Regions from separate parts of the Homo sapiens genome. Here region 1 is linked to region 2. A link is a loop called in an ENCODE intact Hi-C map of the cell type or tissue named here. Cell type or tissue: heart right ventricle. All regions are shown on one strand. Each heading gives the region's core, and the rest is flanking DNA. Links, peaks and the distances in the headings are about the cores only. Region 1 has its middle 6.8 kb from the start of CAPZB. Region 2 has its middle 14 kb from the start of MICOS10-DT.

Region 1 (5,375 bases), core at 376-5,375, 91 kb after region 2:
GTTGAACAATCTGGGGAGAGACAGGATAATTGAAGTGTAAGGTTCTTGAGAAAATAAAATCCCCAAGAGGGAATATTGTTTACAGGATTTCCCAAACTTACTTGGTGAACTGCCCCTCTTCAGGCCGAGTTCATTTTGATTACTGTTCCGCAGAAAGCACCCTGGCCCAAATTAGGTCAGGGGCTGATCTGCAAACCAATTAGCATGGCCAAGGCTATACTTTGACTTTGGTCAATCAGAATCCTCTCTTCTAGAGCTGGGGGTGGGCTGAACCCCACCCAAACTAAATGTCTGAAAATGAGACAGGGTTAAGTTGTAGGAAAGAGACGGTATTCATACCTGGGAGGTACCCCAGCAGTGACCTCGAAGCCAACTGAATGATGGTGCAGATGGCCTTGCCATGTGGTGTTCCCTCCCTCTTGGAACTCTTGGTAACAAAGATTCTTTTTTTTTTTTTTGAGACAGAGTCTCTGTGGTCACCCAGGCTGGAGTGCAGTGGCGTGATCTCAGCTCACTGAAACCTCTGCCTCACAGGTTCAAGCAATTCTCATGCCTCGACCTCCTGAGTAGCTGAGATTACAGGTGCACACCACTACGCTCAGCTAGTTTAAGTATTTTAGTAGAGATGGGGTTTCACCATGTTGGCCAGGCTGGTCTCGAACTCATGACCTCAGGTGATCCGCCCACCTCAGCCTTCCAAAGTTCTGGGATTATAGGCATGAGCCACCATGCCCGGCCGGTAACAAAGATTCTTAAATTGAATCCCATTGAAACTTCAGTATATGGAGTTAGGATGTTCAGGCAATACGGCTAGCTGTAGAATTCAGTGTATTGAGGGGTTAAAATCTGGCTTATTCTAAGGGTTCTCAGGCATTTCTAAAGACACGGTAAAACACCTAAAACCGTGTTAGTAACTTGAGAAGATGCCCAACTTAGGAAACAGGCCCAGACCTGTTAGACGGGAGGTAATTTAGGAGCTAGGCAATCCCCAGCTCCTGGGATAACTGTGCATTTATTAACCCAATTAATAGATGTAATTGAAGAAGGAAAGACAGATGTTGGGCAACTTCTGGGCAATGTCTGCTTTAATGGGTCCTGTATGAGCTGATTTGGCATAGGGTAGAAGGCTGTCTTTCAAGGACCTCAAGGTTGCTGCTTCCTTCCTCAGGTGATGGTATTATATGGCTTGGGGCTTCCCTTCCACCTTGCCTCAATTCAGAAAATGCTTATGGGCACCTACTATGTGTAATTGCCATTCTATGTGCCGGGATGTGGTAGCACTGCCTTTTGCAGCTTACAAAGCCCTTTCCTACCTATGATCTCAATCTGGTGATTCTGAGAACAGATTTTGAGTCAGGAAGACCAAAGTGAGAATAAATCCATCCACGTATTATGTGTGACTTTAGGCAAGTCATTTCATCTAAGACCCAACTTCTTCTATAAATTGGTAATAATAAAAGTTCTGGCCAGGCATGGTGGCTCACACCTATAATCCCAGCACTTTGGGAGGCTGAGGTGGGGGGATCGCTTGAGCCCAGGAGTTTGAGAGCAGCCTGGGCAACATGGCAAAAATCTGTCTCTACAAAAAATATAAAAATTAGCCAGCAGTGGTGGCTCACACCTGTGGTACCAGCTACATAGGTGGCTGAGTTGGGAGGATTGCTTGAGCCTGGGAGGCGGAGGTTGCAGTAAGTCGAGATTGTGCCATTGCATTCCAACCTGAGACCCTGTCTCCAAAAAAAAAAAAAAAAAAAAAAAAAGTTCCTAACTCAAAGGATGGTTGGGAGGAGTCTATAATACACAAAAAGTGCTTAGCACATAGCAAGTACTCATGAAAAAGTAGCTGTATTATTCATTCTTTGTTTATTCACACAATAATCTTATCCTGTTGATACTATTATCTTCATTCACATACCTTCATTGAGCACTGATTATGTTCTAGGTGAACACCTAGGTCCATAATGACCAAAAGAGGACTCAGATGCAGAAGAACAAGGGTCCCAGAACTAAGCCTTCAGGAAAGGAAGAACCATCAAAGGAAACTCAGGGGAAACTTGAGCACCAGGAGAAGGCTTCCTTTCCACCTTGCCTCCAATCAGGAAATGCTTATGGGCCCCTACTATGTGTAACTGCCATGCTATGTGCTGGGATGTGGTAGCCTTACTGATCTCAGGCAAGCCAAGAGAGGTACATGAAGGAGGAGAAGCCAGGAGTAAGATGAGTCCCCAAAGTGAGCACTGGCTTCTGCAACATCGAGTTCCCAGGTCAGCTTGAGGAGAGCAATGTCTCTTCCTGGGCAGGTGGGGGCAGAGGCCTGATCAGACTGACTGGAGGAGAAAATGGAGCAGGTGTGGAATCAACAACTGCAAAGAATTTACAAGGTTTTGGTGTGAATGAGAGCAGAAAAATGGGGGAAGTGGCTACAGGGAGACGCAGGATCCAGGAGTTTTGAGTGGTGGTTCTTAAAACTTTTTTTTTTTTATGATAGGAGCTATTAGAGCATGTTTTCTGAAGCAGATAGGAATGATCCAGTACCAAGGGAGAAACTGGTGACTAAGGAAGGAAGGATCCAGAGAACAAGTGGAGGGGTGACTCTGATAGGAACAAAAACGCTTCATTTATTGTAAAATCTGGGGAGTCAAAGATTGCGGGGAAGGTGCAGAGATGTTGGTAGATGATAAGCTCCTGTCTGGTTCCATTATTTCTGTGAAGTGTGAGGCAAGGCCATCTGCTTAGAGAGAAGGATGCAAAGGGGACAAAGGAAGCTTGAGGAGGAAGAAGGATGAAAAATCACCATTTAAGAGTGTGAGCAGGGGGCTACAGTGGAGTAATACAGTAGAATTGCTAGGCAGGCTTGAGGGCTCGTTTGAAATTTGTGGACCTCACCTTAAAGGAAGAGCAATCACTTTCAACTTTCCAGCAATGTTCAGATGGTTTTGTTGTTGTTGTTGTTTTGTTTTTTGAGACGGAGTTTCACTATGTCACCCCGGCTGGAGTGCAGTGGCGTGATATTGGCTCACTGCAACCTCTGCCTCCCGGGTTCAAGCGATTCTCCTGTCTCAGCTTCCTGAGTAGCTGAGATTACAGGCGCCCACCACCATGCCTGGATGATTTTGTATGTTTAGTAAAGATAGTGTTTCCCCATATTGGCCAGGCTGGTCTCAAACTCTTGGCCTCAAGTGATCTGCCCATCTCAGCCTCCCAAAGCGCTGGGATTACAGACATGAGCCACCTTGCCCAGCCAATGTTCAGATGTTCTGATGAAAAAAGGTGGAGGTAAAAGGGTTCTGGGCTTTTGTAAGGGAGTTAGTATCATACTCATTACTAAGCTGGGTCAGGTGGGATGTGAGCATGAAGGGGAAGGTAATTGTGAAAATCTGGCAGGGACAAAGGTTTGCAGGTCTTGATGAGGTTGAAGAAATAATGAGGTTGAGGAAATGCTTTTGTGGTGATACTATGGTAAGCGGGTTAGACTCAGATTTGAGATCTTTGTGACTGTGATTTCTTTTCTTTTTTGGAGACTGGGTCTCACTCTGTTGCCCAGGCTGGAGTGCAGTGGCACAAACACAGCTTACTGCAGCCTCAACCTCCTGGGCTCAAGAGGTTCTCCCACCTCAGCCTTCCAAGTAGCTGGGACCACAGGTACATGACACCATGCCTGGCTAATTAAAAAAAAAAATCTTTATAGAAATGGGGTCTTGCCATGTTGCCCATGCTGGTCTCAAAATCCTGGGCTTAGCCTCCCAAAGTGTTAGGATTATAGGTATGAGCCACCATGCCTGGCCAGTGTGATTGTGATTTCTGAGATAGTGCAGTTAAAGGCGAGAACAGGCCAGGGTAAGACCACAGGAGTGGGACCTGGAGAGAGGCAAAGGAAACTGATTGGTAGGGAAGAAATCAGGGAGAAGTCAGTAAGATTTCTGGTGGATTATGCTTATGGATGCTGAAGTCCTAAAGAAAGTGTAGAAGGGGAGATGGAGGTAAGTTCATGAAAGCTAAAAAAAAAAAAAAAAGGGTGTGGCAGGTGGAAAAATATCACAGTATGAACTTCAAGGGGGTTAGGGTCTTTAAAAGAGGATGAGACGAGAAACATTGCTAAAGATATTTATGGCCTGGATGTTGTGGCTCACACCTGATATCCCAACACTTTGGGAGGCCAAGGCAGGAGAATCACTTGGGCCCAGGAGTTCAAGATCAGTCTGACCAACATGGTGAGATCCCGTCCCTATTTAAATTATAAAGTTATTATTTATTTATTTATTTATTTATTTATTTATTTATTTATTTGGATACGAGGGTCTCACTCTGTTGTGCAGGTTGGAATGCAGTGGTGCAATCATGGCTCACTGCAGCCTTAATCTCCTGGGCTGAAGGAATCTTCCTGCCTCAGCCTCCTGTGTAGCTGGGACCAGTGGCATGTGCCACCATGCCTAATTATTTGACTTTTTTATAGAGACGGGGTCTCACTTTGTCAGTGAGGTCTCGAACTCCTGGGTTTAAGCAATACTCCCACCTAGGCTTCCAAAGTGCTGGGATTACAGGCGTGAGCTACCATGCTTGGCCAAAAAATTTTAAAATAAACAAAATTTATAGTGCCTGCATACCAATTCACAACCCCTTGTAGATGACCATGTTTAATGCCATGTGTCTCCATGCTCATAGCAATAGCTGATGGATCTAGGGGCAGGATCTGAGCAGTGGGCAGCCAATCTGTGGAGTGACCTGTCCAGTGAATGAACTTTCCTTCAGGCTTGGCCTCCATCCCTTGGTATCCAAGAAGGACACCACCTTTTCTTGGTCCTGTTCCTGCCTCGCGGGTCATTCCTTCTCAGTCTTTCTGCTGGTTCCTCTTTATCTTCATGACCTCTTCTCTCTACATTCACCCACAAAGTGAGTTCACCAAGATGTCTGTGCTTTCAAGTATCTTTACATGCCATTTACTAGCTGACAGTTCTCATAAGTTTATCACAGCTCTAACTTCTTCCCCCAACTCCAAACTTCCATATCTAATTACTTATTTGATATCTCCATTTATTTATTTTTATTTTTATTTTTTGAGATGGAGTATCACTCTGTTACCCAGCCTGGAGTGCAGTGGTGCAATCTCTGCTCACTGCATCCTCCACCTCTGGGTTCAAGTGATTCTCCTGGCTCAGCCTCCTGAGTAGCTGGGATTACAGGCATGTGCCACCATGCCCACCTAATTTTGGTATTTTTAGTAGAGACAGGGTTTCACCATGTTGGCCAGGCTGGTTTTGAACTCCTGACCTCAGGTGATCCACTTGTCTCCCCAAAGTGCTAGAATTACAGGTGTGAGCCACCACGCCCACCTGACATCTCCATTTAAATCTCCAGTAGGAGGGGCCTGGCGCGGT
Region 2 (5,377 bases), core at 317-5,316:
TTCCTTGCAGTGTCTGGTACATTGTAGGCATTTAATCAATATTTCTTGAATGAATGAATTGGGAGCAGGAATTCTATATTTTTTACATCTTTAGTATTAGCCATGGCAAGTATTCAGTGGTGCATAACTGATGTGGTTTTTTGGTTTGTTTGTTTGTTTGTTTAGACAGTCTTGCTTTGTCACCCAGGCTGGAGTGTAGTGGTGTGATCTCAGCTCACTGCAACCTCCGCTTCCTGGGTTCAAGCAGTTCTCCTGCCTCAGCCTCCCAAGTCGCTGGGATTACAGGTGCACACCACCACAGCCGGCTAATTTTTGTATTTTTAGTAGAGATGGGGTTTCTCCATGTTGGTCAGGCTGGTCTTAAACTCCTGACCTCAAGAGATCCACCCATCTCGGCCTCCCAAAGTGCTGGGATTACAGGCATGAGCCATTGTGCCCAGCTTCAACTGATGTTCTATGTTCTCACATGGCCCTACCCTTGAGGCCAGAAGGTCTCAGTGTAGGACACAAGCTTGAGTTAGAACCAAAGTGGGTTTAAATGTGGCCTCATGTACAGTATGTGTTTAAATTAACCTTAGAGAGAGTTTGAGCTGAGGAAATGCTTGGAAAGGTGTGTTTGAAGGTGGAATTTCTCATTTCCCACATTTAAAGGTGCACATAAATAGATTTGTGAGACAGCATGAGTTTGACGCAAATAGCATCACTGAATTAGTTTAGATTTAAGTATGTGAGCTTTAGAGTGAGTCAGTGAAAGTTTAAACATTATACCTTGAGGCCAGGTGCAGTGGCTCACGCCTGTAATCCCAGCACTTTGGGAGGCCGAGGCAGGAGGATTGCTTGAGTTCACGAGTTCCAGATCAGCCTGAGCAAGATGACAAAACCCCATCTCTACAAAAAAGCACAAAAATTAGCCAGGCATGGTGGTGTGCACCTGTACTCTCAACTACTTGGGAGGCTGTGGGAGGATCGCTTCAGCCCAGGAGGCAGAGGTTGAAGTGAGCTGAAATGGTGCCACTGCACAAACAAACAAACAAACAACATTAAAGCTTGAGTATGAATACTTCAAAGTCCAGCCCAAACCCTGTATATGTGTCTACAACAGAGCAATCCTAGGCTTTTTTTTTTTTTTAAAGATGGTCTCACTGTGTTGCCCAGGCTGGAGTGCAGTGGCACAATCACAGCTCACCGCAGCCCTGACCTCCCAGGCTCAGATGATCCTCCTGCCTCAACCCCTCAAGTAGCTGGAACTACAGGTACGTGCCATCATACCTGGCTAATTTTTGTATTTTTTGTAGAGACAGGGTTTCTCCATGTTGCCCAGGCTGGTGTCAAACTCCTGGGCTCAAGGGATCCTCCCACCTCAGCCTCCCAAAGTGCTGAGATTACAGGCATGAGCCACTGCAGTCAAGTTAGCTTTGATTTTTACCTGGATTATATGAACTCAGCCTTGATGGAGTAACTGGCTATTGCTTGCCTGGTTCTGTTTGGTTAATTAAAAATTAGAGGCTCTGCTTGGTGACTCACGCTTGTATCCCAGCACTTTGGGAAGCCAAGGTGGGTGGATCACTTGAGGTCGGGAGTTCCAGACCAGCCTGGCCAACATGGTGAAACCTCATCTCTACTAAAAATAAAAATATTAGCCGGGCATGGTCGTGCATGCCTGTAATACCAGCTACTTGGGAGGCTGAGGCAGGAGAACTGCTTGAACTTGGGAGGCGGAGGTTGCAGTGAGCTGAGATCGTGCCACTGCACTCCAGCCTGGCTAAAAGTACAAGACTCGCATTAAAAAAAAAAAAAAAAATTAGAGGTTGGGCTCGGTGGCTCATGCCTGTAATCCCAGCACTTTGACAGGCTAAGGTGGGCAGATTGCTTGAGCCCAGGAATCCAAGACCAGCCTGGGCAACATGAGAAACCCTGTCCCTACAAAAAATAAAAAGTATTAGCTGGGAGTGGTGGCACGTGCCTGTGGTCCCAGTTATGCAGGAGGCTGAGGTGGGAGGATTGCTTGAGCCTAGGAGGTGGAAGCTGCAGTGAGCTATGATGGCACCACTGCACTTCAGCCTGGGTGATAGACCAAGACACTGTCTCAACAACAACAACAACAAATTAGAAAGCCAGCACAGTGGCATGTGTCTGTAGTCCTAGCTACTCAGGAAACTGAGAGACAGGAGGATTGCTTGAGCCCAGGAGTTTTAGGCTGTAGGGAACTTCGATCCCATCTGTGAATAACTACTGCGCTCCAGCCTCAGCAACACAGCAAGATTCCGTCTCTAAAAATAAATAAATACATACATAAATACATAAAATAAATAAACAAAAATTAGAGCGGCCAGGCACAGTGGCTCACACCTGTAATCCCAGCACTTTGGGAGGCCAAGGCAGGCGGGTCACTTGAGGTCAGGAGTTTGAGACCAGCCTGGCCAAGGTGGTGAAACCCCATCTCTATTAAAAATACAAAAATTAGCCAGGTGTGGTGGCACGTGCCTGCAATCCCAGCTAACTTGGGTGGCTGAGGCCGGAGAATCACTTGAATCTAGGAGGCAGAGGTTGCAGTGAGCCAAGATTGCACCACTGCACTCCATAAAATATATATATGTATATTTGGGACAGAGTCTCACTCTGTCTCCCAGGCTGGAGTGCAGTAGCACATTCTCAGCTCACTGTAGCCTCAACTTCCTGGGCTTAAGGGATCCTCCCACCTCAGGCTCCTGAGTAGCGGGGACTACAGGTGCACACCCCATATGTGGCTAATTTTTGTATTTTTTTTTATAGGGACAGGGTTTCGCTTTGTTGCCCAGGCTGGTCTCGAATTCCTAAGCCCTAGTGATCATCCCACCTCAGCCTCCCAAACTGCTGAGGCTACAGGTATAGAAAATATTTCTAAACATGGGGTTCAAGTAGGAGGAAGGGCATTCTTGGCAAGAAATAGGTTGGGTAGCCTCTTCTTGATTTTTTTCTGTCTTACAGAGGAAGGGTAGGTATCTCAGTTCTGAAGTGGCACTTAGGTCTATCTGCTTCTAAAGCCACACCTTTACCTGGGAGGTGGATGGATGGGTTTCAGAGGGTCTGTCTGTGAATCCCTGAAACTCCACACAAATCTTATACATGAGCGCATATTGTTTTTGCTTTGACTCCATAGCTTTCTTCAGCTTCTCAAAGGGACGCAGGTACAAAGGTAAAGACACATTGACCAGGAGCCAAATACAGGTCTTGGGAGGATGCCAGTCCCTCCAGCAGAGGGCAGTGGCGCCCACATTCACCGACCTCCTTGACCTTGTAATACTGGTTATCAAGAGCTTGGAGAGGTTGAGCCAGGTAGACCTGACCCAAGGGCACCAAAAGACAACTCAGACCTTCCCCTGCCCTTCCTGTTGGGTTGGTTTTGAGATCCCATTTTCAACCCCAGTTACCACACCATGGGATGCATAAGCGCTCAAGCAGTGGCTCTGAGAAAGACCACCTTCTCCCTTCAACTTCCTGAAAGGGCCTGGAAGATTCTTCCCAGAGACAAATATCTTTCCAAGCTTTGTTGCTCCTTCGTCAATCTTGATTTCTCTTGCTTCTTTCAAGAACATGTTTAGACCACCAGGACTACCATTGATCCAGAGGTCCTGGTTGGAAGACATTTTTTCAGTGGAAATTTGAGTGAACTAACTTTGATTCTCAGTTGGATAACCCATACCCATAGAATAAACACCCTAGCTCTTCAACATTTTTTTTCTTTTGAGGTGGAGTTTTGCTCTTGTTGCCCAGGCTGGAGTGCAGTGGCACGATCTCGGCTCACCGCAACCTCTGCCTCCCTGGTTCAAGCAATTCTCTTGCCTCAGCCTCCCGAGTAGCTGGGATTACAGACATGTGCCACTGTGCCCAACTAATTTTGTATTTTTAGTAGAGACGGAGTTTCTCCATGTTGGTCAGGCTGATCTCGAACTCCTGACCCCAGGTGATCCACCTGCCTCAGCCTCCCAAAGCACTGGGATTACAGGCATGAGCCACCGCGCCCGGCACTTTTAAGAATGGTTTCACTTTCTTCTTATCTCTTTTGTTACTCTCCCACTCATAAAGTCTCCATCTTGGCGAAACTGTTTCTGGAAAGCTTTGGGCTTTCCAAAAAGCTCTTGAAGAGGTTACTCCTTCCTTCCTGTTTTCATTCTCTTTCCCATCCTTCAGTTTCTTCTTCCGCCATTGAGCCTTTTCTGACTGAAAAGAAGCAGTGGAGGGCTGGTTATGATGGCTCATGCCTGTAATCCCAGCACTTTGGGAGATGAAGGTGGGCAGATCACTTGAGGTCAGGAGATTGAGACCAGCCTGGCTAACATGATGAAGCCCCGTCTCTACTAAAAATACAAAAAAGCAGCCAGGCATGATGGCGTGCACCTGTAGCCCCAGCTACTCTGGAGACTAAGGCAGGAGAATCGCTTGAGCCCGGGAGGCAGAGGTTGCATTGAGCCGAGATTGCACCATTGCATTCCAGCCTGGGCAACAGAGCAAGACTCTGTCTCAAAAAAAAAAAAAAAAGCATTGAAGCATAGAGGTTAAGCGCTCAGAAGGATTAAGGAAGCAAGCCTTGTAGCTAACTGGAGAGACAGTCTTGCAGGCACAGAGAGGAACAAGTGCAATGGCCCTTGGGTGGGAGGCTGTTTGGCCCTTTAGAGGCACAGTGGATGGACAGAGTGCGCCAGCAGGAGATAAAGTTAGAGGTGTGATGGACTCAGATAGTGTAGGGCCTTGTAGGCCATGCCAAAGACTTTGGTTTAACTCTGAGTGAGAGGGGAAGGCCCTAGAGTGTTTCAGGAGGGGGAGTAACACCATCTCTCTTATTTTTTTTTTTTACAAGAACCGCTCTGACCATGGCATTGAGAATAGAATGTTGGGGGCAAAGGCAAGAGAGCCAAATAGAAGACCCTTATAATGATCCAAGAATGATGGGAAAGGAGATGGTGAGGAGAGGCTGGCTTCTGGATATACTTTGAAGGTAGAGCTGATGGGATTTGCTGATACATTGGATGTGAGGTTTAAGAATAAAGAAAGAGGAGTTAAGGATGATTTTAAGGTTTTTGGTGTGAGACAATGGAAAGATGGAGTTGACACTGAGATGGGAAAAACTAGGAGAAAAAAGTTTGGATGGGAGGGGTTGGAATCAGTTCAATTTTAGGTAGGTTAAGTTTGGAGATGCCTGTTAGACCCAGTTTATATGCTACCCCATCTTCCCTCAATCCTCTCTGCTGCCCCAAGCCTGGACTCTCCCTTGACTGTTTACTCAAAGAAGAGCCCTGAGGCCGGGCATGGTGGCTCACGCCTGTAATTCCAGCACATTGGGAAGCTGAGGCAAATGGATCACCTGAGGTCAGGAGTTCAAGACCAGCCTGGCCAATAT

What was found. A loop is a pair of places that touch in the nucleus more often than their neighbours do. Peaks named below come from ENCODE experiments on the same cell type or tissue, not always from the same donor. Only the 100,000 strongest peaks of a DNase experiment are listed, where the experiment ranks them.
Region 1: it touches region 2 in a loop (2.7-fold over the local background); 63 of 110 quality-filtered maps call a loop at or near these places.

Annotation. Positions count from the first base shown.
Region 1 is chr1:19,489,676-19,495,050 of GRCh38, reverse strand. It overlaps a transcript of LOC105376819 not described here. Among named protein-coding and RNA genes, the nearest start is that of CAPZB, 6.8 kb to the right of the region's middle. In heart right ventricle, for the core only: no CTCF peak of the experiment used is centred there; no DNase peak of the experiment used is centred there; H3K27ac peaks cover 1,201 bases.
Region 2 is chr1:19,580,294-19,585,670 of GRCh38, reverse strand. No RefSeq gene overlaps it. Among named protein-coding and RNA genes, the nearest start is that of MICOS10-DT, 14 kb to the left of the region's middle. In heart right ventricle, for the core only: CTCF peaks have their summits at 3,022 and 3,241 (motif pointing right); a DNase peak (open chromatin) is centred at 3,240.